Regions from separate parts of the Mus musculus genome. Here region 1 is linked to region 2. The links are chromatin loops, found by intact Hi-C in ENCODE. Cell type or tissue: heart. All regions are shown on one strand. Links, peaks and the distances in the headings refer to the core of each region. The heading gives the core; the rest is flanking DNA. Region 1 overlaps Plekha7 (pleckstrin homology domain containing, family A member 7). Region 2 overlaps Rps13 (ribosomal protein S13).

Region 1 (16,194 bases), core at 4,520-12,519, 62 kb before region 2:
AACGAGGACAGGAGACCCTGTCTCTGAACAAGTACACACTCCAGAATATAAGAAAGCTGGGGTTTGTTTGTTTGTTTGTTTTCCTTCGAGACAGGGTTTCTCTGTATAGCCCTGGCTGTCCTGGAACTCACTTTGTAGACCAGGCTGGCCTCGAACTCAGAGATCCGCCTTCCTCTGCCTCCCAAGTGCTGGGATTAAAGGCGTGCGCCACCACCGCCCGGCAGAAAGCTGGTTTTTTAAAGACATTTCCCTGCTGATTCCAATACAGTCTCTGTTTGGAAAGAGACTGCACTAAACGATCTTGCAAATGATAAAAATATCTCTTTCTTTTGTTGTAGGTGTGTGGGTGTTTTGTCTACATGCGTCTGTGCACCACATTTGTGCCCCGTGCTTTCGGAGGCCAGAAGAAGGTGTTGGAGCACCTGGAGCTGGAGTTACACAGTTGGGAGCCACCAAGTGAGTGCTGAGAATTGAACACAGGTCCTCTGGAAGAACGGCCAGTGCTCTTAACAGGTAAAGCAACTTCTTTAGCCCAAAATACCTTTTCTCTCTTCTTTTTTTTTTTTTTTTGGGGGGGGGGGAGGGACTTCCCATCACCTGGTAGGTTCATGCAGGAAAATCATGAGTTTTAGACTAACCAGGAAGGCATATAGATATATATAGTTTTGAGACTGTGTCTCAAAAACTAGTAACAACAAAAAAAGGTGAAATAAGTCAGATTCAGAGGGACAGATATCATATTCCCTCTAATTTGTGGACTCTAGATTTATATAGACAAAAATAATTATATATATATATATATATATATATATACACAGCTGTTCTCAACCTGTAAATCACAACCCCTTTGCCAAACTCCTATCTCCAAAAGTATTTACACTACAGTTCATAATAGTAGCAAAATTATAATTATGTAGTAGCAACAAAAATAATTTTACGGCTGGGGGTCACCATAACATGAGGAAATGTATTAGAAGGTCACAGTATCGGGAAGGTTGAGGACCACTGCTCTAGAAGAAGGGGACAGCACTGTGGGGTGTGGGATGGGCCGAGTACCTGGTGCACTGTATGAAACTTATCACCATGTACAAAGAATATGTGCCAATAAAAGATAATAAAAAAAACACTTAAAAAGCAATGTGCCTTATCTCCCAGGAGTCCTCCCACCTGGGACTAAAGTGAAATAACACTCTGCTCATATTCAGGCATGATACGACAGATAGGACTGTAAAACTCTGAGCGCATGCTGTGCAAACATGAGGAGACATTTTACTGTGCAGTCACCGCCTCCAAGGATCCTGGAGGGAAGATCTCCTCAGATACTAACTGCCACAACCAGCAGCCAGTATTAACTGAGCACTGATTCGCTCCCACAAACATTCTTAGAGACTACATTTCCTCTGTCATGCTAGAGGCTGGCGTTTTCAAAGGGCTCTAGCTGTACACGCTAGAGGAGGCAGAGGCAGGCCAATCTCTACAAGTTCAAGGTCAGCCTGGGCTACAGAGTGAGATCCTGCCCCCACCCCAAAAATGAGAACTCTGGGGCTCAAAATAGTTAATGTTTTCTGATCGAGCCACCAAGCTAAACATGAATAAGTCTCTATAGTATAAAATCATCATTACTCCTCCTAATACTGAGAATCGCTAGGGTTCTTTCTGGCATCCATAGCAGATCCTCCTGCCTTTACATAGACACCTCCTTTCCGGTGTCACAGCACACATAACTGACTACTGTCCATCTTCCCCAACAGTCTCTTAAGAAATGGCAACTCCTTTCATCACATGTCCCCCCACACCCAAGACCTTGGCCTCTAGTAGGAGAGGGAAGGAGAGAGAGACGAGACAGATGGCAGGTGCGTGGAAATTTTAAGGAATTTCCCAGGTGATTCTGATATTGCTTCAGTTACCGAGGGACAATACAATGGATGCCTGCTCAGGGAAAGAGGCTAGACAGACAGACATTACCAGATTTACAAATTGAAGATCCATTTCTGAGAAGGGAATAGGCTAAAAACCCTCATCTATGGGTGTCTGGAACTCACTGATCATGAATGACAGCAAGGAGATGGGGGGGGGGGGCAGTTGAGACAACAAATTTGGGTGGAAGAGACTCGGCCCCCAAGAGCTGCCCCAGCTGTACTGAAGGGCAGTTTGAATGGACTCTGCAGAAGGTTGGACTATGGCTCCAAAGGTACCTGAGCAGGATCAGGAGTCCTGCCAAAGCCGGTTCCTTGTCAATCTGGCCTTGTGGGATGCTACTGCTTTGCCCATGCGTTCAGGAACCTGGCGATGCTGGCTTTGTTTTGGGGGAGCACAACTGGCCTCTTGGGACCACAGCTTGATCACAGCAGAGACAGACAAGAACCATGGTACAAACCTTCGATTGCTGTTTGTCCTCTTAGTGGAAAAGTCACTCCCTTCTCAAGAGGGCAGCAGGATCCTGCAGTGGTGGCCACAGCTCTTCCCCATGAGGGCAGCTGGCTTCCCTGGCCCTGTCCTGCTAGAGGTTAAAAGATGGGCCACACCAGTCTGGGAATCTGCACTGACAACAGCCATGCATGTTGTACCAGCCCAAAGCTGAGCCTCTGCACTTCCTTCCAGTTCCTTCTTCCAGACAATGCAGTCGTGCAGACCCAGTTCATAGGAATTGGATGTGTCTCCTGCCAAAGACCCCCAATCCCAGTTCTTCTCTTTCCTGAGCTTGTAGCATAGAGAAGGATAATACAGGGCTTCAAGTGTAGGGTAAAAGAACTTCTGCCCTGGACTTGGGCTACATTTAGGGTCTGGGGACTATGGGGTATGAATTGTTTGTGTCACCTGTTCTGATGTGTTGAAGGACTTTACTCTGGGACCTCAGCAGAGGCTCCCAGAATCTGGATGCTTAGGGATGCCATAAACCTGCCCAAAGCTTCTCTCACTGCTATCTGGAAATGCTAAGTCGGAGTGTGAAGTCTCCAGGCTTAGAAGTGAGGTTTCTGTAGAGAACAGCATTAGAGAACTCACTGCTGACAGGTTCCAACTTGCCGTGGTCTTAATGAGCCTTCTGTTACATGCAGGCTGCAGAATACACACTGAACCCAGGAGACAGAGGAGGCACATGCACTTCCTCGGCTACCATTCTGCTTCCTAAGGGTTAAAGCCCTACCCCAGCTGAGAGAACTGCACATCCCTGAACTCTGTGTGGGAAGTAAGAGGACTAGGTTATCTTAGCCAAGAGGTAGCTATCCCAGTATCCCTGGGAGCACGGAAGAACAATGTCAGGGCCTGGGGAACAGAGCATTTTGAAGCATCTCTGGTAAACTGACAAAGCCACTGTGTTTTCAACAAGTGGTTGATTAAAAAACAAACAAATAAACAAAAAACAAACAAACATCAAAAAAATGAGGGCTACTAAAATAGCTCTGCCAGTAAAGGCACTTGTCACCAAGCTTAACAACCTGAGTTTGATCCCTAGAACCTACACACAATGGAAGGAGAGAACTGAATCCTGAAAGCTATCCTCTGACTTCCACACAGTACATGGTACATATGTATCCCTCCACATACACATTCCATCTCCCCAGATAGTTGTGTGGTGCTCACACATACATACAAGAGATGGATGGATGGATGGATGGATGGATGGATGGATGGATGGATGGATACTCGAAGATGGCACCTTGGGAACTGAGAAGATAGCGCAGTTGTAAGAATGAGGACCTGGGTGTGTCCACTGGCACTCATCCAGGAAGTGGCCAGCATGCATCTACAATCCATGACACTGCTCAGTAAGGTTCAGTAAGACACTGCTTCGAAAAAGCAAGAGAGAAGGGCCTGGAGAGCTGGCTCTGCAGTTCAGAGCACTTGCTGCTCTTGCAGAGGACCCAGAGTCGACTCCCAGCATCCCCATGGAGACTAACAACCACCTGTAACTCCACATCCAGAGGATACAGCACCCTCTTCTGTCCTCTGAAGGCATCAGGTTTCCACGTGTTGCATAGATACACATGCAGGCAAACCACCCATACACATAAAATAATAAAATAAACAAATCTTTAAAGGGGACAGGGCTGGAGAGTTGGCTCAGTGATTAACAGTACTTGCTGCTCTTCCGGAGGACTCGGGTTCAATTCCCAGCACCTACATGGCAGCTCACACCTGTCTGTAACTCCAGCTCCATGGGATCTGAGACCCTCACACAGATACACATGTAGGCAAAATATAAATGCATACAAGATAAAAATAAATTAAAAAAAAAGAACAAGATTGAATGCAAAGTAGAGAAGAAGACACCCATGTCAAATTCTGGCTCCATATACATGCGTGCACCGGCATGCACACCCCCACGAACACATACACAAAGAAAGGAAGCCGGGCGAACAAGGGAAATACCTGCTGGTGTAGAATAGTCCAATCCCTCAGCATGCTCCATAGAGCCCTTCAATCAGCTGCTCAGGAGCGACTGGCCTTGCCACCACAGCCTCTCAAGCACCGTAGGCACACGCCTGTGCTCGCCCACACATCTGCCCTTAGATCCACATGCCTAACCTTACCTTTGGACTCCTCGGCCTCCCATCCCCAGGCCAAGGGACCTCTGACAATGTCCTTCTCCAAATCTCTTCACCCTCTCCTCTGCCATCCTTGCTGAACCCCATGGTCCTTAAACCCCAAATCAAATACCTCTTCCCCAGGGATGGAGAAATGCCTCCATGATTAAGAACATTTTCTGCTCTTCCAGAAGATCTGGTTCCCAGCTCCCACGGTTCACAACTACCCATAGTTCCAGCTCCAGGGGATCCGTGCCTCTTCTGACCTCCCTGGACCCTGGGAAGGCAGGTGTGCCCATACAACAGTGCACATACACACATGCAGGCAAAAACGCTCATACTCGGAAACAAACCTAAAAATAATGGTAAAACTCTCTTCCCCACCCGCCCCACGTTCACTCCTTCCCAGCTGCTTACCCCCTGCCTCTTCACTCTCACAACACTCGGTGAATCCTTCTTGGCACACACGGAGAAATCACCCCTTCCATGTCTGCCTCCCACACACAACTGCCAGCTCCGGAAGAGCTGGAGAGCATTCTGTCTCTGCGCTAGTACCCCGCTCACTATTTTAAATCACATCCCCTGAGTCCTTGCAATTTGTCAGGTGCAGTGCTGGGAATTCTGTATGGCTTCTTTAACCCTTCCCACCTCACGGAGGTGACGATGGCTTTGAGGAGCCATCTTCTAGAAGCAAGATCATACACCCAAGGTCACTCAGCTAGAGGGAGGAAAGACCGCAGGCATGCTCACTGATCAGGTCAACCTCCCTGCCAGCACGGGAGAGAGAGGTGAGGTGCCCAGGTCACCTCTGTTGAGTGAACAGGAACAGCCTCCACCAGACACGCCCTCAAGGAAAGCCTGACAGCCTGAGTTAGCTTCCCAGATCCTGCATACAAGTGAGAGAAGTAACTCCACAAGCTGTCCTCTGACCTCCACGTGTGCGGTGCCCACATATGCATATTACGCACAAATAATAATAATAATAATAATAATAATAATTTAAAGGCTGAAAAGCAATCAAACTTAGCCCTGAGATCATACACACACACACACACACCCCTGACATGAAGCTGCCACGTGACATTTCATGTATTTTGCATTAACAGAACTCACACTGACAAAGCTTACACTGAGCAAGCTGGGCTGATTAAGGGCTAACATGTGGCTAATTAGTACTGCATTTACCGCTCAACACAAACTCTTTGCTAACAGGATTAAACTTACCTGGCTGCCTGTAAAGAAACATATTGTTGCAGCTTGTGTTTCTGTTTTCCTGTTCAAGTATACAAAACTGCGTACTCTGTAGGAAAATGCAAAGCCCACTAGAGTCTGTGTTCTTCCCTTCCAGCTCCAGCACGCCGAGGTAAGGGCTATAGTCAGATAGTAAAATAGTTTACAAAACTGACTCAATGAGGGAATCTTTGACAAGGTTTAGAAACTGACCCCTCATACGCAGAGGGATCTGCACAGGGTCAGAGTCAGGCTAGGTTCTGGGCGGTGCCAGCTAAAAAGCATAAACACAGAGAGTACACCACAGGCTAAGTCGCACTTGCAGAATGCCTGGTCTTACATAGTTTATTAAACAATAACAAGAAGTTATTACATAAAAACACAACTATAACTGTCTTCTTACCTGACACTGCTGGAAGAATAAAGTTTTTCGGTTTTGTTTCTCTGTGTAGCCCTGGCTGTCCTGGAACTCACTCTGTAGTCCAGGCTGGCCTCGAACTCAGAAATCTGCCTGCCTCTGCCTCCCAAGTGCTGGGATTAAAGGCGTGCGCCACCACCGCCCGGCTAAGAATAAAGAATTAATAACATGAAGGTGGGGGCAGAGCTCAACTGGAGAGTGTCTATCTAGCACAGTGAAGGAAGCCCCGCGTTCCAGCCCCAGCGCCACATAAACCATGAACAGGCACGGTGATCCCAGCTCTCAGGAGGTAGAAGGGCCAGAAGTTCAAGGTCATCTCTGGCTGCTCTGAGCATTTGAGGCTAGCCTAGGTTATAGCAGCCCTGTCTCAAAAGAAAGAAAAAAGAATTCATGAAATTCTGAGAGTATTTGAAAAGTCACAGGACCAGAAATGACCCAGAACACTCTTTGGAAAGGAATAAGAGAACGTAGCATATAAAGCAGAGCAAACAACGATGCATTAAAACCTCCTCTACCACGTCTACCTCCCTGACTTCATGGATAGATTTTTTTTTAATTACTCAAATATATCTCACAACTGCTGCATGCAGGACAGGACACTAGAAAATCTAAAAGGATTTCTACAAAAAGGGAACTCTAAATGCATAGGGACCCATGAGTTATAGGCTACAGCAGGCTTACAGTTTGCTCTGTTTTCTACCTGTGCTTCAAGATGTGAGCTCTCAGCTTTCTGCTCGTATGGCCATGCCTGCAGCTTGCTGCCATGGTTTCCATCTTATCCATCTAAACTCCTTACGTCCAAATAAGGTTATGGTGGTTTACCACAGCAACAGCAACAGACCTCACACAGACCCAGCACCTGGATACACGGAAAGTCCAGAGAACCGCACAGCCATTCAAAGGGCACTGAGCGGATTCTTAGAAATGGTTTCCTTCGCAAAAATACGGTTGCTGTTTGTCATAGAAATGTATTAAACATACACACACCCTGAATGCTCACCCTACACCAGGCACTGTGCTAGGCTTAGAGGGAAAAAATATCAATGATGGTCCAACATGCAGTTCTGCAGAGGGCTGTAATCCCCCCAGGCAAGTTAGCGCCCACTGATAATATGGATGCCCAGAGGAAATGAATGCCTTGATCAAGTTACACAACAAACATCAGCCACCTCAGTGGCTCCCTCTGCTGCCCCACAGGACAATGTCACAGTGAGGTTCAGAGATGGCTCTCTTTTAATTACACATAAGCCAGCTCTGTGACGTGGGAAAGAGAAAGGCTTTTCCTTCTTGGCTTTTGTGGGAGATCTCCTCTTGGCTGTGGCCCTCATCCCCTATCTACAGGACATCACATACAGCCTTGACTTCAAGAAGGCAAGAGACAGGAAGCTGCTCCAATCACCCAGTCTCCAGAACATATAGAGAGGGTCATCTGTCTAGGCAAAAGTTATGCTGCACTTAACACAAAGATTCAATAGACAGTCCAGATGCTCCCAAAAGACCAGAAGTGAGCTATAGGGCTTCCTTTGTGCAAAGCAGGCATTATCACCTTCCTGCTTCCAGGCAGTATTAGTCATACTTGCTAAGGTAAGGGAAAGCTTTGACAAAAGAGATAAGAGTTTCCATATTACAGTAAGGAGCCAAAGGTTAGAGCTGCAGTGGGGGGAGCAGCGTAGAGCAGGGAGAGAAGGGGGGGGGTGCACCAAGAATGAGAGACAGAGAGATGGAGGGAGAGACAGAGAGAGAGACAGAGAGAGAGAGAGAGAGATTGCACGCAAATGCACAAGAGCCTGCAACCATCATTTTCAAACCAAACTGCATAGGGGGTATATAAACTGAGATACAAGAATATATTTCAGCACAACATGTTAAGCACAATATACCTTACAAGCATCCATGCACACACACACAATTAAAACAGAGCTGAAAACCAAAGCCGTTATAAATGCACTATCTATTCTTGAAGAGGAGCCAGCTTTTATTCCCAGCACCCACATGGTGGCTCATACCCGTCTTGTAACTCCAGTTACAGGATTTCAATACCCTCTCTGGCATCCCAGGGTACCAGGCATTTAAGTGGTACAATGACACATACCCAAGCAAAACACACATAAACATAAAATAGATGGCTTTTAACTTTTTAATTAAAAAAAAAGACTATATTACATGAATTTCAAAAAATTGGCAGGGGGTAGGGATGGGGGTGGGGACCACAATGTCTCTCCATGTCCTGGAACTTGATAAGTAGACCAGGCTGGTCTTGAACTCACAAAGATCCACCTGTCTATACTGGGATTAAAGGCACCATCACGCCTGATGACTTTGAAAATATGTTAATCATGTGGCTGTTGGGGAGGATGGGGGGCTCAGGTTAGTGTAGTACCCACAAAGGCCAGAAGAAGGTGTCAGATCCCCAGGAGCTAGGACTACAGGCAGCAGTGAGCTGACTTCCGCAATGCCACTTCTGATTACTTTCCACTCTCTCTCCACACAGTGGGAGCTGATGGAATTATAAATAAACATGACTAGTGGAAGAGAATCCGAATCCCATCGTGTTTGTGCCAGATTATCTCAGGAATTTGCAGAAAACATGTTTGTAAATGTTTAATGAAATCTCACAGCCAAGCAATGTGCCTGCATGCCTGAATTGCCTTCTTCTGGGCCTAGCATCCTCCCTGGGTGAGTTCTGAGGGAGATGTCAGCCCAGGAGTAAACCAAATTTGAAAAACTGAAACAACCCATCAAGGCCAAAAGTAATCACATCAGGTCTGAATGCCCAGGCCAGTAACAGACCAAGGTAATGAACCTGAATTGACTCTGAGAAACTACAGAAGTACTGAGACCATCTTGATTAGAAAGGCTCCTGCAACAAAAGGCCCACTCAACTGAAATCTAATCTGTGTCAATTAACGCCCCCAGAATGAAAAACTCCTTTATCAGCCTGCAGTTCCTGGCTCAAGCTCTCTCCTTTTTTGGAAGGTGGGGATGGCCAGGTGCAGTGGGGTGGAGCCTGACACTCTGGCCAAACACAGGGAAGGAGCAGGCTGATTCTGGTGGGTTCTTGGAGCTCCGATCTGCACTCCCCAGGACTCTGGGAGCTCAGAGTACTAATACTGACCAGGCCCCATCACTGTTCCTCAGAGTAGAGTCCATATCCACTCTCCTGCCCTCCTGTCCTCTTGGCTTCCTCCACACTGAAACACATTTTGGCCCCTCCACTCGAGATCTGAAACTTGTTCCCTTCTGACCAGAACACACAGCCCTTGCTCACCTGTAGCCAGCTCACAGCCTCGAGTTCCACCAGCCCTAAAGAAACCTGCTACTGTTTCCACGCATCAGGTACCAATGCAAGAAGCATAGGCACCCAGGAAACACAAGGAAACCAAGGCGCTAGATACAAGTGCCGTAGTCCTTACTTCCTGAGCTCTGAGTGCCTGGCACCATGGGCGTGAAGGTGAAGGCCAGCTAGGCCCTCAAGGTGAGTGAGGGGCTAGAGTGCGGGAGGCATGCACGCCAAAGGAAAAGAAATGGGTGTTACACACGGTCAGAAGGTGAGGGAAGAATATCCAGGGGGATTCTGGGAAAGCCGCTCAGTCACATGAAAGCTAACTGGTGTGAGGTCGTATCTATCATCAGCAGAGGCAGCTGCTACCCACAAATTCAGGAGAGCAGGGTGCAAAGGAAAGAGAACACACAGCCTGAGGGGATTCTCCACCCGCAGGGGGCTGCTCAGCCACAGGAGAGGCACTTAAATAATGTCAACATCAATAGGCTGTGTAGCAGCTACACCCAGAGCAGAGGCTTCCCCAAGCCTGGAGGCAACTTAATCCCCAGCACCCAGCTGGGGACACTGAGGCCTGCAGGGCCTGGACAGGCAGTAAGTAACTTGCCAGTTCCCTGAACCCAAACTTGTTTTTAAACTTCAACTTCCTTTCACTACTCCAGCCCTTGTGGCCCTGACCAGACCTCCAGAGGACAGACCCAGCCAGTAGCTGCCCCTCCAACCCTCCAGACAGGCCACTGTCCCTGAACCCTCGGGGCCCTGGGTCTTCATTGTCAGAGCTGTCCCTTCTCATTTTCTGGGTACAGCTTCCCCCTTCCCCAAACACAAAGCACTCAGGTTATAAGAAAATGGAGTCATTCAGAAAACCTTCCTCACGGAGGTCCCCAAACCACCCCAATTCCCAAATCATTTCTCCACCACTCACTAGGACTACCGAAGTTCCAGATAAAAGGACAGGATCCCCGAAGCTTGGCTGGAAAGGTTGTGAAAGGCACCGCAGCTTCTCAAGGTGGTCCGGGCACTGAGAGGGGCTCATCAGAGTCTCCTGGCGCCTTGCAGGGCAAAGGCAGTGAGTGAGCCTCAGCTTGCCCCAGGCAGCCAGAGCTCCAGAGAGTTTACAGTTACGGCTGCAGGCAACCGGAGAACGGAGAACAGAGAAGTGGCCCAGAAAAGGAACACCCCCCCCCAGCCCCGCACCCACCTTTGGCCACACCCGAAAGGGACATCTGCAGCTGTTATTCTCCCTGGTGCAGCATTTACTCTAGGTGTCAGAGCCATTTCAGCCTTGGTCCTCAGACCCTCTGTGGCATCTGCACACAAGGAGAGGAAGCACAGCCAGGAGTTAAAAAGACCAAGGACTCCCTGCTGCACCCTCCTGGGCCAGGGTGGCAAGACCTCAGTCAGCTCTGACATCCAAATAAGATTCTGCCATTAACTAGCTACTTAACTCCGGCAGTTTAAGTCACCTCTCAAAGTCTCAGTCCGCCCCCCATCCCCTCCCCAGCCCTCCCTCACCTCCCAAGTGTTGGGAACAGTACCGTCCACCTCACTGCCGTGGTGTCACAGGAGGGGACCAGCACAGAGGGACTGCTGTGGGTAGGTGCTCATGAGTATGTCCTTGGTTGGCCAAAGTCACCAGGCTGAAAGCATGTACCACCAGCCTGGCCCCATCCCCACTGCACAGGGAGTAAAGGGGCAAATACATCAACTTGTCTCCTTTCCCAAACAAGAGCGTTGGCACTGAAACACCCACATCCACACACACACACACACACACACACACACACACACACACACACACACACAGTCTTTCTCCACCTAAGAGGCACAGGCCTGGAAACAATACTGGGCCTGCACCCTTTTGCAGGGTGTGACTCTGGACAGGAGTGAGCCTCTGCTTTCTTACGCTTACGTGGATGGACGCTACCACAGGGTCCAGCAAAAGGGCTGTTTTGAGGCTGTTTGCCGAAAGGCCCTTGGAGACGGACAGGGAGAGCAGGAAGCGCCTGAGATCTTTCAGCTATGGTTATCACCTCCACACAGCATTCATCTCCCAAAACACCCGGCAAGCCTCTCTCCTTGCGAAAATCAGCTTCAGCCACTGAGTATGGGCCGCCTTGCTCAGGCCTAACGGTTGTGTTTGTGAGGATGTTTCTAGCATTCTAACCTGCCGGGGACCCAGGAGCAATAAAAACCAAACCACAAGACCCAAACTGTGGGCCAGCCACCAGCAAACGGCAGTGCTTGCTCCTCCAGGACAACCAGAGTGAACGTACAGTCTGCGAAGGGGAGGAGGAGCAGGGGAACCACGGTGGCCTGCGAAGTCACCAGAGTCAGCATCCCCATCCCCTCCTGCACCCAGGAGCCAAGGCCTTTTTCCTTCTCCCAGGAGGCGCTGGGCCATCAGCTTCCTCTTGTGCAGCTCAGACTGTAACAGGGGTGGTGGGCACAGAGCTGAGGGCCAAGCACCTGACCAAGCACCACAGTTTGTATCCTAGAGCTCAGCACCTTTTATTTTTAGAGGTTTGTGTTCCAGGTTGGTGAGGAACCTGTAGATACCTCAGACCTTGCTTAACTTAGGACTTTTTCTTTCATTTTTAATGGTGGAGGTAAAAGTTGGGGTTTTTCTAACTCGCCATATATGCTAAACAGCAAGCTTAACTCTGAAACCACCCATATGCCCTACTTCAGGATACCAGAGACAGCAGCCCCTGCTTCTGAACACGACGCCAACACTGGAACATCGCAGAAATGTCACTGACCACAGGGCACTGAGTTACAGCTGTCATCAGCTGACAGAGGAAAGAGGACAAAAAAGGGGACAAATGGTTGCACTTAGTGGCCTAAATCCTGACCGTTTCCCCCTGGGGAGGCAGGAGAGCTATTGGTACAGTCAACCAGAATGTCCAGGGTGTGGCCACAGGTGTCCGATTCTAGCAGCCCTGGTGTCTGGTAGAAAATGTCCACAGAACAGGGACATTGTGGCATCTGATTGGCAGCTGTACCACACTTGAACAAAAGAATGAATGACAGGGCCTTCCGCTCCAGCTCAGACCCCTCTGTGCTCAGCTTCATCAGTTACACGGCGCTCTAAACACTGCTGTGGTTGTTTTGTTGGTGGTGGTTTTGGTTTTTGTTGGGGTTTTTGTTGGGTTTCTTAGACAGGCTCTTACGTAGACTAGCCTGGCCCTGAACTTGCTATGTAGCTAACATCTGACCATCATCTGATCCTCCCAAGTATAGGCCTACAATACCATACCCAGTTTATGAAGTCCTGGACTGAGCCCAAGCCATTGTGAGTACAAGCCAGCATTTGACCCACTGAGCCATCTCCCCAACCCAGCACTCTTTCTTTCTTTTTAAAAATATTTATTTATTCATATGTCTGTGTGTGTGCCCATGTGAGTTTAGTGCACCATGTGTGTGCAGGGAAGCAAACGTGGGCCCGTCTGAGAGTAGCAAACATTCTCAACCACAGAGCCATCTCTCCAGTCCCAGCCCAGGGCTATTTCTAAAAGTTTCCATTAGACAAGAGAGACACTGATACCATTAGTTAGCATCAACTCTCCATTTCTGCCTCACCCAGCCCTGGAAACCTCTACACAGTTTAGGTGACTTGTATACTGGAGTCATCTGGTGTTTGTTGTTTGGTGACTGGCTTATTCCACTTAGCATAATGTCTTTGAAGTTCATATTTCCTCCTTTGGAGGGACAGATACTATTCAGTTGTATGTAGAGGTCACATTTTGTCTATCCATGTCATCCGTTGGTGTACACTGGGACCCTTTCCATCCCTTGGCTACCACAACTGTCACAAGAGCACAGTGTACAACTACTGGGGCCCAGCTCTCAATTCTTTGAGTCTATACCTAGAGGTAGAATTGCTGGGTCACATGATGGTTCAGTTTAGATGTCTGATCACTCCTACAGCAATTCCATGAGAACCAATTTCTCCATACCCTGATAACCCCTAAGCTATACTCGATCCCAGGAAATAGCCTTTCTCTTGTACCCCAGCATATCTACAAACTGTTGTAGCCTTGAACTCCACTATGTAGCCCAGGCTGGCCTTAACTTTACAGCAATCTTCTTGCCTCAGCTCCAGGGTGCTGGGACTCCAAGCACAAACCACAACACATGTAGTTCTTTGTCTACCTCTTTTTTTTTCATCAGAAAAACAATGACATTAGCACAGCATTTACTTCACAGAGCAGTTATGAGAAAGTCCACACAACAGCAATGGGTGCATTGCCTGCTTGTCGAATGCTGCATCTTTCAATAAACATATAAGAATAAAGGTGTATAAAGAAGAAAAACTCTGGAAGTATCTAAAGATAGTGAGGACCAACTCAGAGCAGGGACAAAGGCATGTCTGCATGGGTATGTATAGAAAGAAGCATGCGTGTGTATGCATGTGTGTATGTGTATACATGTGTATGACTATGTATATGTAGAAACTTGTATACATGTGTGTTCCATGTATATGTAGTATGTATGTACACATATGTGGAGATGCATGAGGGAGGGTATATGCATGTGTGTATGAGTGTGTGCGTGTGCATATATTTGTGTACATGCATAAGTGCGTGTATGCATGTGTGTGCGCTCATGCTGCACAGTTCTAAGTCACCACTAAGTCACTATTAATGTCAGGCATTTCAAGGGATATAGACATAAGTGAGACAGAGTCCAGCCTCGGAACCTCACACTATAAACCGCAAGGCAATCAGGGTTCCAGGAAGTTTGAGCAAGGCGTAAAGACATCTGGAGTCAGTGACCATGTATGAAGTGAGACCTAGGGACTAAGCTGAAGCCGACCTGACTGAACTCCAGGCTTTCCCACTGGCGCACCTCCTGCACCAACACACATAGCTCAGAACGCAGGGAGCCTTTGTTTCAGGTCCCCTAAATTTTCCACTCAGTTTTTTAAAAATCTTTTCTGTTTTCTAAAGCAAACTCCTCAGAAGGACTTTGTCATCTCAGATATCTGAGCAGTAACTTCTCTCCCTGCTTACTCACGCGGCCAGCCACACCCTGCTCGGGGCATCCTCCGCTCTGGTCCCAAGACTGTACTGCTGCCTGTGTCTGCCGCAGCAGGGACATGGTGAATGCTCACTCCCTTCTCCACCAAAGCCTCCTTCCCTGGACTGTCTCACTCTGGGAGGAGCTGCCTCAATCTCGGCTTCACTGAGTTGTGACACAGCCCCCCGGCTTATCTGCACATGGGCTGTACGCTGTTACTCCTCAGAGACAAGGAGACAGGATAACGACCTTCCAGAGAGGAGGCACCAATACTCCCAGTCAGCACAAAGTCACAGGGGTGGAAATCACTCCAGGACACACGTGTTCTCTATGCCCTATTTGTTAAATCCCCTACCTTGTGTTTTTAAACCGGCTGTTAAATTTCAGCTCAGCAACACTCTGAGTACATTATTAACTGCACAGGCTCCAGTGGCTTGGCCAGTTAAAGTTTAGGAAAGAGCATTCTCATTAAAGCCTAATTTCTCCAGTGAGCCTCTGAACAGCAGTCTACTGGGGCAAGCCTCAGCCAGCCCCACAGTCCAGCCAAGCTACCATCAGGTTTTCCCAAGCACACTTCTGTTTTTCCTCCAGCAAAGACAACAAACAACAACAACCCGGGTGATTCCAGGATCCTAAGCGGGGTGTCCAAGATCTGGCAGGAGCTGGTTATCCTGAACCTTGGCCAGGTGGGAAGAGAAGGAATGACTCAGCTCTGCTAGGGCCACAGGGCCCCTGGCCCTCACAGCTGCAGCATGGTATGCATCAGTCTTTCCAGGGAGTACTATGCCACAGCACCCCGAGAACCATGGAGAACTGCGTCCACAGCACCCAAGTCCCAGGGAGTACTTTCTGTGTGCTTCCCGCCACTTACATCTGTTCCTCAACATAAAGGCACTCTCCAAGTCAGGTCGCTGAAGAGACAAGTCCACAGCTCAGCTCTGACCTAGACAAATAAACACTTGTACCAGGATGGTTTGAACACTGTCATCTGATACTCAGACATCCCACTCCCTGCCTTACCCTCCACACATAACAACCTTAGCGTCAAACTCTACATCTTCTTGGGTCTAACTGCTCGGGAAAGGTGGCACTGGAAAGGAGACAACACCTACCTGTCTAACAACCACCCCGACTCTCTTAAGGGCCTTGGGGGCATACAGGAAAGAGGCAAAAAGGAGAGGAGAGGAAGGGATGAAGAAGGGGAGGGAAGAGAGCAGACGGATGCTCCTTAGTCTCAGCCAAACTCAAACTACAACTATGACTTGGTGTAGGCAGAAAAGAGCTACTAGGCTCTACTCATGACATTGCCTGGGTGCTAAAGGAATGGAGGCTTAGACTATCACGGGCCTGCCTTGAGGGAGGTACCTCATTCCTGAAACACTTGCTAGACAGAGATTTGCCTCCCCCTCCTCCCAGGCACAAGAAGAGCAAATGCTGGAGGCCTAGATCCAGACAGCCCCACAGCACTCCAAGATGCTCCAGCGGACCCAAGGGCTCTAGGTGAAAGGCTGCTCCAGCCTCTGCCCAGCAAGCCAGGACTGGACCAGCCCGCCTTCCTCCTGGCCATCAGTGGACTCACAGTCTCCAAGGAAGGGCACCTACCACTGCTCTCTGTCCCCCAGGAGACCTCTGGATACAGCTGTCCAACTCTGATTCTGCCAGGCCATCTGGGCGGCTGCCCCAGGGTTGCATCGGATTAATTCGACACAGGGCCAGAG
Region 2 (16,194 bases), core at 3,450-11,449:
CCTTGTGATTCTACATATTTCTCTCCTCACCAAACTATGGGGCATGGTAGCTGACAACAAAAATCCTAGAGCTTTGCTGACCCACACATCATGTTCCTGCAGTTAGAAGCTCTCACTACCAGAGTAAGGAAATGAGAAGGGCAGGAGAATACCATCACTACAGAAGACTGAAGATAGAACACCAGACATGGCCAGGTGCTCCATAGTAGACTCCCTTCCCCACCTGCTCTGAAGCCCCCCCTACAAGAAGACTTCAAGGTTCCCCCTGTAGTGAGCTTGCCTAGTCTTCATGAAGCCTTGGTTTCAATCCCCAGTACCCACATAAAACTAGGCATGGTAACACACATCTGTAATCCCAGTACTCAAGAGGTTGAGGCAGAAAGATCATGTGTCCTCATGTCTTCCTGCAGGCTCTCCATTCCCAGCTATCCTGCTCTCTCTGCATCCGTTTTCCTTTTAGGTTCAGCCAAAAACTAACTAAAATCTGTCTCTGATTCTGTGTCGTCCCCACCCCACCCCCACATATACACTGTCTCTTGATATTTCTCTCTTTATCTCTTTCAATTACACGTAAAGTACAAAGAAATCTTCGCTTGTTCTCTACTCTTTTGACACCTATGTTCTGACATGATGTCCTGGGACCACCGCACACATCCCATCCCTGGCCCTTTCAGATGTGTCCGTGCCTGGGAAGACTTCAGGTAGAGGGCTTGACTGCTGTGTGTTAGGAGCTGGGAGCTGGGTTCAATCAAAACAGAGCAAAAAGATGCACTTCCAATGAACAAGGGCATCCATACTCCCACAGGATCTATATAAGCTCAAAGATTAAAATCAGCCCCCCCCCATGGTCTTTTTCATGATACCTTTGTAGCTACCTACATCTTCTAGCCAGTAGCAGCTAGAAGCTCACTGAAGCAGACAGTGAACACAAATGTCTTAATTTCTTTCTTTTTTGTTTTTGTTTTGTTTGGGTTTTTTTTGTTTGTTTGTTTGTTTGTTTGTTTGTTTTGAGACAGGGTTTCTCTGTGTAGCCCTGGCTGTCCTGGAACTCACTTTGTAGACCAGGCTGGCCTCGAATTCAGAAATCCACCTGCCTCTGCCTCCCGAGTGCTGGGATTAAAGGTGTGTGTCACCATGCCCGGCCTACGTCTTAATTTCTACAGGCAGTCACCTTGAGAATGGTCACAAATTTACCAGATAATCTGGGCTGGAGAGATGGCTCAGCTGTTAAGAGTACTGACTACTCTTCCCAGAGGTCCTGAGTTCAATTCCCAGCAACCACATGGTGGCTCACAACCATCTGTAATGGAATCTGATGCCACCTTCTGGTGTGTCTGAAGACAGCTACACCAGTACACCAGTGTACCACCTTCTAGTCTGTTTGACTGACTCAGGGTCTCACTATGTAGTCTTGGATGGCCTCTTAACTCACAGGCTTCCTCCTGCCTGTCTTCTGAGTGCTGGGATTAAAGACTTCCTCCACCTGGCCCATTTCCCTCTGATCTTCAAAATAGAGTTTTCTGTGTATCCAGTGTTGTCAGCAACAGCATCCTAGAGACACCTCTCTCACCAGGCCCCACCCTTTCCCACTCATGTTCTACCTCCTGGGAGCATCTCCCAGAGACATGCTCCTTACCTGTTCTGCTTCTTTGCTGCCCTGTTCTTGACCAAGAAGGTTTCCCTTCCTTCCCTACTCTGCGATACCCAGACATCCCATACTCACGCCTTCCCAAAGCCTTCTAGACTGGGTCTGTTATTGTTGTTGTTATTTAAGATTTATGTATGTGAGTCTCTATTTGCATGGTAGAAGGACATCTGAACCCATTATAAGTGATTGTGAGCCATTATGTGGTTGCTGGGAATTGAGCTCAGAACTTCTGGAAGAGCAGCCAGTGTTTTTGACTGCTGAGCTGTTTCTCCAGTCAGTCAGTCAGTCAGTCAGTCAGTCAGTCAGTCAGCTAGCTTTCCAGATTTACTAGGAATTACAAAACCACGGCTAACACATTGTTCAAGAGAGTGGACTGGCCCTGATCCTCTGACCTGAGATCTGGTGCAGCATGCTTCAGTGACTACAGATTCCAAGAGCACAGGGACACAGCCTAGCCCATACCCAGAGCATCTGTAAACATCCCCAAGGCACAGTCTACAAGCCCAATTACTGTTTTGGAAACACTTTACATTAGACAAAACAAAAGTCCCTAATGCCTTTTCATATAAACAGGTTCCTGCTTTGCAACTGGTCTCCTGTGGGAAGCAATGGAACACCCTAGAAAGTCATAGCCATGCCTTGTTAGACAACAGACACAGAGGGTAAGAAGTGTGTCCTTGGAGCCAAGTGTGGAGGTGGTGTCTCTCTCCCTGGCTCTATTGAGATTCAGACAGGAGGATCACAAGTTTAAGGTAGCCTGTGTTACCTAAAAGGACTCTGACTGTAGAAATATTTGGGTGATTTTATTTCATCCTATAGACATATCCTAGAGTGACTTCCTCAAAGATGAGTATAGTGTCACTAGGTGGTGTTTTATAGCACCATCACTATGTCTGCAATCTGTCCCAGAATGGAAGTCAACAGGCAATGTGTGAGTGTTCCCTTTTTATGCTTTTGAAAACTTACGTGCAAGTGTGTGTGTCCATGTGGGTGTGTGCACATGCCTATGGAGGCCAGAAAGGAGTGTCGGATTCCATGGAGTTGAGCTTACCCCATCTAATGTGGGTGATGGAGCCGATCCTAGGTCTGCTGGAGGAGAGCAAGTCCTCTTCACTGCCCTCAACTGTCTTTATTTTCAATTACATAAATATAAGCGTGGTTTCCTCTTGGAGACTGTTGGATGCCCTAGAGCTTAAGTTTTGAGTCGCCTGGGTCTTTTGAAGAGCAATACATTCTTCCCAATTGCCTAACTGCTGAGCAATCTCTCCAGCACACTCACCCCCAAGCCTCCATAATTGCTCTTAAAACAACCCCTGCTGTGGTATTTTGCTGGATATTTTCTGCTTGTCAACAATCTAATGAGGTCGTAAGCATCAAAGATGTAGAGCCATGTGGTGGGCTGGAGAGATGGCTCAGTGGTTAAAGTACTGGCTGTTTTTGTAGACACCTCATGTTTGCATCCCATTATCCACATGATAGTCACAGCAGTCATTAACTCAGTTTCAGGGGATCTGGCCCCTCTTCTCACATCCACAGGTACCAGGGACATAGATGGTACGCATACAACTATGTAGGCAAAACAGTCATGCACATAGAATAAAAATAAATATTTTTTCTTTTTTTTTTTTTTTTTTTTTGGTTTTGGTTTCGGTTTTTTGAGACAGGGTTTCTCTGTATAGCTCTGGCTGTCCTGGAACTCACTCTGCAGACCAGGCTGGCCTCAAACTCAGAAATCTGCTTGCCTCTGCCTCCCAAATGCTGGGGTTAAATGCATGTGCCACCACTGTCTGGCAATAAATCTTTTTCTTTCTTTTTTAAAAAAATATTTATTTATTTAAATTATTTATATATATGAATACATCATAGCTGTCTTCTGGTAAGAAGAGGGCATCAAATCCCATTACAGATGGTTGGGAGCCACCATGTGATTGCTGGGAATTGAACTCAGGACCTTTGGAAGAGTAGTGGGTGCTCTTAACCGCTGAGCCATCTCTCCAGCCCCTAATAAATCTTTTTCTTTTTTTTATTATTTTTATTTATTTATTTTTTTCGAGACAGGGTTTCTCTTTATAGCCCTGGCTGTCCTGGAACTCACTCTGTAGACCAGACTGGCCTCGAACTCAGAAATCCGCCTGCCTCTGCCTCCCGAGTGCTGGGATTAAAGGCGTGCGCCACCACGCCCGGCATAAATCTTTTTCTTAAAGGTTATTTTTTAAACAGTGTCATAAGACAATGTATAAGTTGCTATGCCACTGCTGAATAAAACATCCTATTTTAATAAAGGGAGGCTTTATTTTGGGCTCTGGTTCTAGGAGTATAAGAGCCCATCACCATCCCAGCTGGAAAGCACGGCAGCAGGAAACTGAAGCAGCTGTGAGCTCACACTTTAAACCTCAAGCAGGAAACACAGAGAGCAAACTAGAAATTGGACAAGGCTTTGAAACCTCAAAGCCTGCTCCTGAGACATGCTTCCTCCAGCCCAAACTGGACTCCCAACTGGGGACTAAGTATTCACATGCCTTATAGACTATGGAGGGCATCTCATTCAAACCACCACAGGCACAAATTCTCAGTCTTTACCCCACTAGTTATCAGACATGTACCTACATTTATACAACAGGAGCAATAACGTTTTACAAAGAGGTGCTTAAGGCTCAGTGGCAGAGCCCTTGCCAGCGATGCCTGAGGCTCTGAGCTCCATCCCTAGTATAAAGAAAGAGAAGAATTATAGAGAAGATTAAGTAATGTGTCTGTGAACCTCCAGTGCTAACACACTTTGCTAAGGAAGGTCGGCCTCACCCGTATATATGTGTTGGATCTTTTCTTTCCATCTGTGAGCCTGGACATATATTAGAGGTTTTGATCTTGAGCTGGGGAGCTCAGGGATAGAGCACTTGCCTGGAGTCAATCCCCAGCACAGAGTGGAGGGAGGGAGGGAGGGAGTAGGGTGAGAAGGAGGGAGGGAGGGAAGAAAGTAGGGTGGAAGCTAGGACAGGGAGAGGATGGGGCAGGAGGAGGGGAAGGAGAAGAGTTTTCATCTAAAACTTCACTCTTCTAGCAGCAACTAGAGAGTCCTCAGGACGAATGCAGACTCAGATACATCCTGGGCCTCTGGGAAGTCTAGGTCCCCTGCTGCTTCTCACAGCCCAAATGCATTCAGCTGAAATAAGGATTTAAAAAGAAAGAAATTTAATTTATTTATTTATTTATTTGTTTATTTATTTATTTATTGGTTTTTTTCGAGACAGGGTTTCTCTGTGTAGCCCTGGCTGTCCTGGAACTCACTTTGTAGACCAGGCTGGCCTGGAACTCAGAAATCTGCCTGCCTCTGCCTCCCAAGTGCTGGGATTAAATGCGTGTGCCACCATGCTCGGCCTTGTTTTTGTTGTTGTTGTTTTTGTTTTTTGAGACAGGATTTTTCTGTGTAGCCCTAGCTATCCTGAAACTCACTCTGTAGACCAGGCTGGCCTCGAACTCAGAAATCTGCCTGCCTCTGCCTCCTAAGTGCTAGGATTAAAGGCATGCGCCACCACTGCCCAGCCTCTTATGCCCTTTTCGGTTCTCTGTAAGCACCTGAAAACACAAACAATCACATTTATACACCCACACAAATAAAGTAAATCTTTCATTTAAAAGCCTGGCTGGAAATGGCTCTGCAGTTAAGAGCACTGGCTCTTGTACAGGACCTGGGTTCAGTTCCTAGCATCCACATCTCAGTTCATATCTATCTCTAACCCCAGTTCTAAAAGATCTAGCATCCTCCTTTGGCCTCCATGGGCACCAGGCATACACATGGTACACATATGCAGGCAAATACTCATACACATACAATAATAATACATATTTTAAAAGACTGGGCATGGTATGACACATGCCTTCAATCCATCCAGGAGGCAAGGGCTAATAGGTCTGTGTCATCCTAGTTTACATAGCAGGCCAGGCCAGCCTGGACTGCACAGTGACACCCTGTCTCCAGGTATGGAGGCATATGTCCATAATCCCATAATCCCATCATGCACTTGGGAGGCCTCAAATTTGATGCTATCCAGAGAGAGAACCTGCACTGTGGATTTGTCTGACAAACAGTGCAGAATATATATTTATAAAACTCTTACAGTCCACCAGTGGGAGCTAGTGACTGCAATCCCAGCACTTGAAAGGCTGGGAGACAAAACCAGTCTGAGATACGGTGTAAGTTCAGGGCTACCCTGGGCTCCAGCCCAAGCAACAAGACGGTAACTAACACACTACACCAATGTCTCATACTTTTAATAGGCATCAGAGTTCCTGGAACACTTAGTTAAAATGCAGATTCCCTTTCTCTGCTTTTGGGGGTCAGTGTGAGGCCTGAGATTCTGCCTGTTTAATAATAAAGGTGACAGTTGAAGGTGGCCACAGGTCACAGTTTGGATGCTGCTGCTAAAGACTGGAGAAGCAGCAGGTGTCAGATGCCCCAGCAAGGTACATGCATATGTTTCAAATGAATATGCAAGAGCCAGGCATGGTGGCCTATAATCCCAGCACTCAGGAGGGATAAGCAGGCCAGCCTCTGTGAATTTGAGGCCAGCCTGGTCTACAAAGGGAGTTCCAGGCCAGCAAGGGAGGCCTTGTCTCAAAAAATAAAAAAAAATTAAAAAAGAAAGAAAGAAAAGAAAGAAAGAAGGAAAGGAAGGAAGGAAGGAAGGGAAAGAAAGAAGAGAAGAGAAAAGGAAAGGAAAGGAAAGGAAAGGAAAGGAAAGGAAAGGAAAGGAAAGGAAAGGAAAGGAAAGAAGAAAACATGGATGAATCTCTCATTTAGTGTAGCCCAGGCTGGCCTGGAACTCAGGGTGTGCCTAATGATGGCCTGGAACTCAGGCTGTTTACCACCTGAGGATAACCTGGAATGATGATTTTTGAATGAAGAGGCTAATTCCTGACCTCTTGCCTCCACTGGAACTCCAGCTGAGTTACCACCACACCAGGTTTTATGTGGCACAGGGGACTGAACCCACTTTGTGCATTTCAATGCTACCAACTGAGCCCTGAAACTTTAAAAGGAAATTGTAGTTTTTTTAATATTTAGTGTGGCTGGAGAGATGGCTCCATCAGTTACAAGCATCAGCTATTCTTCCAGATAACCCGGAGTTCGATTCCGATTCCCAGTTCTGCATGGTGTGATTCATATCCATTTGTAGGTAGAGTTCCAGGGGATCTAAACCATCTTCTGGTTGCTGCAGGCGCCAGGCATGCATATGCTACACACACACACACACACACAGTTAAAACATACATACATTTAAAATAAAAATCATAACTTAAAAATTGCATGAAATTCTCAAAGAACAAAAACATTTAAATATTTAGACATAGCATACAGTTAAAAATTAACAAAAATATGAACTGAAAGACCCATGACCACGTGGCATTAGTAGGTGTTCAGTCAGTAAACCCGTCTTTCTCTTCTGTCCTCCATTCATCTCCTGACCTCACTCCCCCCCTCGGGCTGCACCACCATTTCTGAGTTTCACTAAGTGTGGTGGGAGTCAGGCACTCTGAGCTGCATATACAAAACAGACAGCCCCTGTCTAACTGGCCCGCAACCTATCTCCATCCCCACACGTTTGTTTCCGTGCATCAATCCTCGTTTCTCCAGCTTTATGCAGGCCATCTTCTCCCAAGGCCGCAAGGTACTTTCTACTTTCCTTCTTCAGTACTGAACCTAATTTCTCCTCCAGAAGACTGTCCAGGCTCAGTCACTCGAGACTGAAAGGAAGCTTGGGCCAGCCAGGCCCCTGCTGCCCTCTACTGGGCTCCCCGGCAGTGCAAAGCCTGTTGCCTGTCTCATTTGGAGGGTTTGTCTTGGGTTGTAATCCAGCATGGGGAAATAGAGGCAGGAGAATGAAAACTTCAAAACAAAACAAACAAACAAACAAACAAACAAAAAAACAAAAAAACAGAGTGAGTTCCAAAACAGCCAGGGCTACACAGAAAAACCCTGTCTAGAAAAACAAAAACAAACAAACAAAAATATATTTAATCACATTATGATATATACATATAACATATATATATATATTTTTAAATTTATTTTATTTCTTTTTTTTTCTTTTTTGGTTTTTCGAGACAGGGTTTCTCTGTGTAGCCCTGGCTATCCTGAAACTCACTCTGTAGACCAGGCTGGCCTTGAACTCAGAAATCATATGTGTGTATGTGTGTAGCATATGCATGCCTGGCACCTGCAGCAACCAGAAGTATACACATATATATACTCTAGCTGTCTTCAGACATACCAGAGAGTGCATCAAATCCCATTACAGATGGTTATGAGCCACCATGTGGTTGCTGGGATTTGAACTCCGGACCTGGAAGAGCAGTCAGTACTCTTTTTTTTTTTTTTTTTTGCAGTCAGTACTCTTAACTGCTGAGCAGTCTCTCCAGCGCAAAGCTTCCACACTGAATGAGTAAAGCCCGCACCAACAGTCTTGAGTCTTTTTGAGACAGTGTCTCCTTAAGCAGAGTAGCCTTCAGTTAGCTTAAATAGTCAAAAATGATCTCAAATTCTGAGTCTCCTGCCTGTACCTCTCAAATGGAGGGATTACAGGTGTGTGCCGCCATGTCCAGCAGTCTGTGAACCTTCTAAGGTACACGATCATTTGTGATCATCTCATCAGCACCTAGCATAGAGCTCTGTTTATAGCAGGCACCCAATACACATGATGTAGCCAATTCATTAGCTATGCAGCTAGCTCCTAAAATGTTCCTCATTGAAGCCTGTCACTAAAATGACAAGCTTAGAAACACTTGCTGAGTGAACGGGCTGATTTCATAATTCTGGACCCCACAGAGATTTAAAGAAATTATTGGCAATTAAAAAACAACTATGAGCCGGGCGTGGTGGTGCACGCCTTTAATCCCAGTACTCGAGAGGCAGAGACAGGTGGATTTCTGAGTTTGAGGCCATCTACAAAGTTAGTTCCAGGACAGCCAGGGCTATACAGAAAAACCCTGTCTTGAAAAACCAAAAAACCAAACCAAACCAAACCAAACCAAAAAACAAAACAAAACAAAAAACCCAAAGCCCCATGGAGACAACTATGGCAAAGCCTGCCACCTTACTTAGAACTGCAATGTTAGCCCGAGCTCAAACTCCCCAGATGGCTCTGCCTCAGGGAGGGACCGTTATCCTGACCTGGGAATTCAGCTAAACATTTCATTTGGTTTGTAGCCACAGCAACACATAACGGTGTAAGAAGCAAGGTGACGGAGGTAAGGTTACAATGGCAGAAACAGCACCAGCGTGGAGCTGAGAAAACCACCCCCATTTCTGACTAAAGCAAGCTGATTTGTACATATTAGTAACACCATCAGACAGATTGACAGTGTTAAGAGAACAGTGGAGACAGAAGTGCTCTGCAGTGACACTGTTCAAACGCCCTGGACCCCATTCCCAGTATCCTGCCTCCCCAGATCAAAGGACCTAGCTGGGTACCAAGGCATTCCGAGTGCTTGGAAGATGGAGGCAAGAGATCAGGGGTTCTTTATTCTCTGCTATATAGTCAGTTCCAGGCCAGGCAGGGATACAAAGAGACCCTGTCCTGGAAAATAAATGAAGTGGGTAGGGTGGCAGCTAAAGTCACTTAACTTGATGGATTTTTTTTTTACCTTTCTTCTTTCATTTTTCATTTGCTTGTTTTTTGTTTTTGTGTGTGTGTGTGTGTTGATTTTTCTAGAAAAATATAGTAATTATATTTATAATTCTTGTCTTTTTAAAAAGGCTTATTTATTATATGTAAGTACACTGTAGCTGTCTTTAGATATGCCAGAAGAGGGCATCAGATCTCATTACAGATGGTTGTGAGCCACCATGTGGTTGCTGGGATTTGAACTCAGGACCTTTGTAAGAGCCGTCAGTGCTTTTAACCGCTGAGCCAGCTCTCCAGCCCCTTGTCTTAAGACAGGTTTTCATTGCTTGTAACTACATAGACCAGGCTGGGGTCCAGCTCAGAGGAACCATTGCCTCTGGCTTGTCAGTGCTGAGATAAAGGTGTGCACCAGATATATTTTATAAAACAAAAAGTACCAAAAAAAAAAACCCAAACAAACAAACAAACAAACAAACCTCAGAAAGTACCATGACAGTAAAGCTGTAAGGACAGAACTCTAGACACCTCTGTGACTTGAGTGAGTCTCACAGTTAATTACTTTCCTGAGCCTCAGGTTTTTCACCCTCATTTGTTTGTTTTGTTTTGACTTTTTGAGGCAGGGTATCTATCACGTAGCCTTGGCTGGCCTAAAACTTGCTTGTAGACCAGCAGTCTCCAACTTGTTCTACTCTTCCTGCTTGTGTCCTGAAGGCTGGGATACAGGCTCAGACTACTACACCTGGCAATTTTATTGTCTTTAAAATGGGGGTGGAGATGGCCCAGAGCACTGGCTGTCCTTTCAGAGGGCCGGGATTTAATTCCCACCCTTAGATGGAGGAGGATCACAACTGTTTTTTTTTTTTTTTTTTTTTTTAAAGTTTACAAAGTGGTTTCCTACAATGATATCTTTTTTTTTTTTAAAGATTTATTTATTTATTATATGTAAGTACATTGTAGCTGTCTTCAGACACTCCAGAAGAGGGAATCAGATCTCGTTACAGATGGTTGTGAGCCACCATGTGGTTGCTGGGATTTGAACTCTGGACCTTCGGAAGAGCAGTCGGGTGCTCTTACCCACTGAGCCATCTCACCAGCCCGGATCACAACTGTTTTTAACTTTCCAGAACTGCACACATGTGGTGCAGACAGACACTCAAAATGAAAATAAATACATCAGCTTTTAAAAATTAGGGGTGGGCTGAGAAGACAGCTGAGCAGGTAAGGTGCCACCAAGCCTAACAACCTGAGTTCACCTCCTGTAACTCACATGGTAGAAAAGAATCAATTGTCTTCTAGCCTCTCCAGTTACCTTGGCATGCATATATACATGCACACAATCACAAACAAATAGAATTTCAAAATTAAAATGGGTACAAATTTTTCTTTGGGGGTGGTGGTGGGCAAGACAGAGTTTCCCCATGCTGTCCTGGAACTCACTCTGTAGACCAGGCTGACCTCAAACTCAAGGGCTCCACCTGCCTCTGCCTCCTGAATGCTGAGATTAAAGGCATTCGCCACCATGCCCAGCTCTAGAGCTGGCTTCTATGGGCTCACAAGAGCCAACTGTTAAAATTTTCAGAAATCCAGGTCTGGAGAGATGGCTCAGCTGTTAGGTGCACTGCTTTTTCAGAGGTCTTGAGTTCAATTCTTGACAACCACAACCACATGTAATGGGATCCAATGCCCTCTTCTGGTGTGTCTGAAGACAGCAACAATGTACTCATAAAATAAATAAATAGCCAGGAGTGGTGGCACTTTAATCCCAGCACTCCGGAGGCAGAGGCAGGCCGAGGCCAGCCTGGTCTACAGAGTGAGTTCTAGGACAGCAAAGGCAACACAGAGAAACCCTGTCTCAAAAAACCAAAACAAACAAACAAACAAATAAATGGAACGGAAATGTCAGAGGCTGTGCAACTGTTGATTTGCATTAAAAAAAAACAATCGGAAATCCAACAGGCGGTGGTGGTGCACACCTTTAATACAGCATTTGGAAGGTAGAGGCAAGTGGATCTCTTGTTCAAGGCCAGTCTACAGAGGTCATTCCCGGACAGCTAGGGCTACACACAGAGAAACTCACTCTTAGTTATAAAAAAAGCCAGAGGGGGCTGGCGAGATGGCTCAGTGGTTAAGAGTGCCGACTGCTCTTCCGAAGGTCGTGAGTTCAAATCCCAGCAACCACATGGTGGCTCACAACCATCCGTAACGAAATCTGATCCCCTCTTCTGGAGTATCTGAGGACAGCTACAGTGTACTTACATATAATAAATAAATAAATCTTTAAAAAAAAAAAAAAAAAAAAAAAAAGCCAGAAATCCTGCAAGCCAGTTAAACATCAACTTTACTAAAAATTAGACTTGTGAGAAAAATTATGTTCAAGAAAACTGTCATCACTCTGTCAATGCAAGCACGCTTCCTACTTCACGTCACTTCCTGTTATCTCTGCTCTTGAGCATCTGTGCCTGCTCCTCTGGGTAGGAAGTACGAGCCACCGTACTGTATCACCCCCGTTAGTGGTGTAAAGCCAAGCAGTGTGGTGTTTCTACATCTCAGAAATAGGTAAGCACTGTCTATCAGGTAGACAGCATACCTCTGCACTTAAAGGGAAGTAAAACAGAAAATTATCAAGATTAAAAGATAACATTGAAACCTGCAAGGGAATAAGATGGAAATGAATAAATAGTAAAAAGAAAACTAGAGGGACCAGAAAGTCTAATGTGCAAATAAGCCCTGAAAAAGAGAATTGAAAATGGGGGTGCCGGGCTTGGTGGTGCATGCCGTTAATCCCAGCACTCGGGAGGCAGAGGCAGGCAGATTTCTGAGTTCAAGGCCAGCCTGGTCTACAGAGTGAGTTCCAGGACAGCCAGGGCTATACAGAGAAACCCTGTCTCAAAAAAATAAAAAAAAAAAAAAAAAAGAAAGAAAAGAAAAAGAGAATGGGGTTGGTAAAGCTGTCAAAGGAGTAATTCAAGGTTTCCCACAGCAGCAGGGCAGCAGTGGGCTGAAAGGGTACGGAGCACCCTGCAGACCAAATGAAAACTAAAAGCTGGGTATTACTGCAGCTCGTGCACTGCTGGGCAGTGAGTCCTAAGAGCAGAGGAGGCGACCTGAGCGGGTTTGAAGCTAGAAGACCGACAGCTGACTTCACAGCAACACCAATCTCTTCCTGCTCCTAAGTCAGGAACAATTAACACCAAGACGGTTTTTACAGAAAGTTATTTCCAATCTAGACTTTTTTTCATTTCTCTGTCAATCAACAGAGAGGCTGAAAAGAACTGTCTCCTAGTCTTAATCATTTCCACTATGCAGAGTTCAGGGCCAGCCATGGCTATACAGAGAGACCCTGTCTCAAAACATGAGACATTGTCTTGTCCTGTGCAGCGGTTAAGCACTTTAGAGTATCTTGAAAGCGCTGAGTTACTAACCGAGACTGGAGGTTAGCTTATGACTTCTATTTTACAGTTTTAGGGGGGAATCAGAACGACTCACAGGAGTGGATTCTCACCTTCCAGCACGTGGTACCCAGACCGGGACTGCATGGCAAGTGCACTTACCCATCAGGCAGCCTCACCAGCTCCGCCCTGAGAAAGTCAAGGGCATGGTTTTTTTGTTTTTTTTTCGAGACCGGGTTTCCCTGAACAGCCCTGGCTGTCCTGGAACTCACTTTGTAGACCAGGCTGGCCTCGAACTCAGAAATCCACCTGCCCCTGCCTCCCAAGGGAGGTGGTTTTTTTGTTGTTTTTTGAGACAGGTTTCTCTGTATAGGTCTGGCTGTCCTGGAACTCACTTTGTAGACCAGGCTGGCCTCAGAACTCAGAAATCCGCCTGCTTCTGCCTCCAGAGTGCTGGGATTAAAGGCACCAAGCCCGGCCCCGAGTGAGGTTTTTTTTTTTTTTTTTTTTTTTTTAAGATTTTTATGTGAGTACACTGTTGTTCTCTTTCAGACACACCAGAAAAGAGATCAGATCCCATTACAGATGGTTGGGAGCCACCATGTGGTTGCTGGGATTTGAACTCAGGACCTCTGGAAGAGCAGTCAGTGCTATTAACCACCGAGCCATCTCTCAGTCCTGGCAGTTATTTTTTTAAAAATTAAAAAAAAAGAAAAACTCCATGTCTGTGTTAAGTACATGTCCAGAGAGCCCAGCAGAAGTTATCCAATCCCCTGGAACTGCAGGCAGGTGGTGTGAGTGCCTGACAGGATTGCTAGGAACCAAACTCTTGCAAATGATCAATTTCAGAGACATCATCCAGCCCGGGTTTCACCGACCTTTTTGAGAAAGGGTCTTGCTATGATCAGGCCTGTCTGTCTCTGGTTTATGACTATAAATGCTACAGTGAACCCAGCACTCCTATGTGGGATGGAGAGTGGAGGAAGCACAGTCAGCCAGCTCAAAGGCCAGCTAGCAGGACTCAGTGCAGGGCAAGAACCAAGGCGGGTGAGGATCCCTAAAGCTAGCTGTCCACCATAGACACACTGCGGTGTGCATATGCCCACACTCAAGAGCAAGACAAACTGTTACAAGCTTACTAAAAGCCAGTGAATCCTTCATTCCAATGTAGAATAAAGCACATGCCAGAGATACAAACCTTGGTAATGGTGGTCTTCATGAACCTGGAACTATTATAAAAATAGATCATTTCAAGTGTTGTCTAAGGCATGTAGCAGATACAGGTCACTTTCCTTCAAAAGGAAGACAACTGAAGAAAACATGAAAATTTTAGATTCTCACTCGAACAGATTTGGACAAATTGTGGACCTGCTGTTTCCATGGGTCGGAGATGTAACCAAGAATATGAAATGCTTTTTAAAGTAAAATGTACCTAACTGGGAGAGGCACATGCCTTTAATGCCAGAACTCAGTACACAGGCAAGTTTCTAAACTTAGCCAGCCTGCTAACAATCGTCAATATGCAGGTAAAGCAAACAGCATTGGAAAACGCATGGTTTTGAGAAAGGGTTACACTGTGTAGCCCTGACCTCAGTCAGCCTGATGCCCAAATATAGGACTAACATGCTACATACCTTTTAACCCCCTTGCCCTTGCTATCTCACCCAATAGCACTGTATCCCCACATTTCTGCAGGTTAAAATCCTTATAACCAGTCATATATCACAGTATCCAGACCTTCATCCCATTCTGTTACTAGGATGAGTTTTTACATACTTGTGTACACTCGCCATATTTTAAATTCACGAAGTTTCTTTCCACCAGCACCGTAACCTGCCAAACCCTATCATCAGCCCTGAGACAATTACTTCAGTGTAGCATCATTACTGTCTAGGCAACATGGCAGACTTCACACAAATACAATCTCTAAGGGTCGGGCTCTTTTTGAAAGTGGGAGTTTGGCCAGGCAGTGGTGGCACACACCTTAAATCCCAGCACTTGGGAGACAGAGGCAGGCGGATTTCTGAGTTCAAGGCCAGCCTAGTCTACAGAGTTCCAGGATAGCCACAGTTGCAAAGAGAAACCCTGTTTCGAGAAAGGAAAAAAAAAAAAAAGGAGTTGGAGTTTGATCCATCCTGTTGACCAGACTACATGACTGTGATGCAGCCAAAGTAATTCACTCCTCAATTGGAATGTACGGACTTCAGCTTTCCTTAAGACACCCCTAGGAAGACAGAATCCACTCAGTCAACAATGCTATACTCATTAACACCTCACACATTTTAAACACTGAATACAAGAGAACTCAAACTTTCACAACTTCCTAGTGTCTTACAGTTCTCCTACATGTTGATAGTAACAACCCACCAACCTTTGTACCAGCTGGACTAGTAGTTTAAGTGGCCAGGGAAACCACCCACTAAACAGATGCCAAACACTCCCAAACACATGCAGCAGCCACGCAGAAAGAACCACAAAACACCAAGTTACTCAAAGTGATTTTATTGCTTGTGCACACAACAGCATTTATGCCACTAGAGCAGAGGCTGTGGATGACTCACTGGGGGGAAAAAAAGAGAGAGAAACTGGGATTAGTACCGGACTTCAGGACCCATCAACTCTCTTGGTGACTGGAGCTATCCCCAAACCGCTACAATACCCAATTGCATACAATGCATCAAACTAAGCCCTAAGTTTAAGCATGAGGATGGACAGGCTCATTCTCAGCCAGACGTCTAAGGCCAAATCTAAGTGGCCAAATGGTGGAAAGATCAACCTATCTGCCATAAACAGTCAATGTCTGTATGCTTATCATAGCGAACAAGTCATGAAACAAACAAAAGGGGGGGATTTCATTCATAGTTTAATCAGCATCTATCAACTATGACCCTCTTCTTACCTTTAGAAGGACCCCCCCCCCCCCCAAGCATCATAAACCAACCAGTTCTGGCTGTCCTGGAAGTAACTGTGTAGACTAGGCCAGCCTCAAATGCAGAGACCTGCTTGCCTCTAGGTAACATTTCTTCCTTCCTTTCTTTTTCTTTTGGTTTTTCGAGACAGGGTTTCTCTGTGTAGCCTTGGCTGTCCTGGAACTCACTTTGTAGACTAGGCTAGCCTTGAACTCAGAAATCTGCCTGCCTCTGCCTCCTGAGTGCTGGGATTGAAGGCGTGCGCCACCATGCCTGGCTTAGGTAACATTTCAAGAGAACACTGTCATGTGATTATATATCATCCATGCAAGCTTCCCCACTACTATGACAGAGATGAACTGACACTTAGCCAAAAAGGCAAAATGCCTACCACTATTCATTATTTACCATCTAGCTGATTTGCCAACCAAAAACCATATACTTACTATTTCCAATTAGGTGGGAGCACCCGCTTAGTCTTATAGTATCGAGCCAATCGGTGAATTCTGCTCTCTATCAGAATCAGGCGGAATTTAGCATCCTTATCCTAGAAATAAAAGAGATTTAAGAAAACCACCAACAAGTAAAGAAACTAAATAGCTTCTATGGTTAGGTTAAGTTCTTAG

The links. A loop is a pair of places that touch in the nucleus more often than their neighbours do. Peaks named below come from ENCODE experiments on the same cell type or tissue, not always from the same donor. Only the 100,000 strongest peaks of a DNase experiment are listed, where the experiment ranks them.
Region 1: a loop joins it to region 2, with 7 times the contacts of the local background. A loop is called at or near these places in 12 of 42 quality-filtered maps.

What each region holds. Positions count from the first base shown.
Region 1 is chr7:116,253,664-116,269,857 of GRCm38, forward strand. All of the region lies in intron 3 of Plekha7 (pleckstrin homology domain containing, family A member 7), which reads right to left. Among named protein-coding and RNA genes, the nearest start is that of Gm44867, 30 kb to the right of the region's middle. In heart, for the core only: CTCF peaks have their summits at 7,370 (motif pointing left) and 8,565 (motif pointing right); no DNase peak of the experiment used is centred there; H3K27ac peaks cover 3,732 bases.
Region 2 is chr7:116,316,365-116,332,558 of GRCm38, forward strand. It overlaps Rps13 (ribosomal protein S13), which reads right to left. Exons shown (of 6, transcript NM_026533.3): 5 at 16,015-16,115; 6 at 15,143-15,219. The coding sequence ends at 15,186. Among named protein-coding and RNA genes, the nearest start is that of Snord14a, 8.8 kb to the right of the region's middle. In heart, for the core only: a CTCF peak has its summit at 7,434 (motif pointing left); no DNase peak of the experiment used is centred there.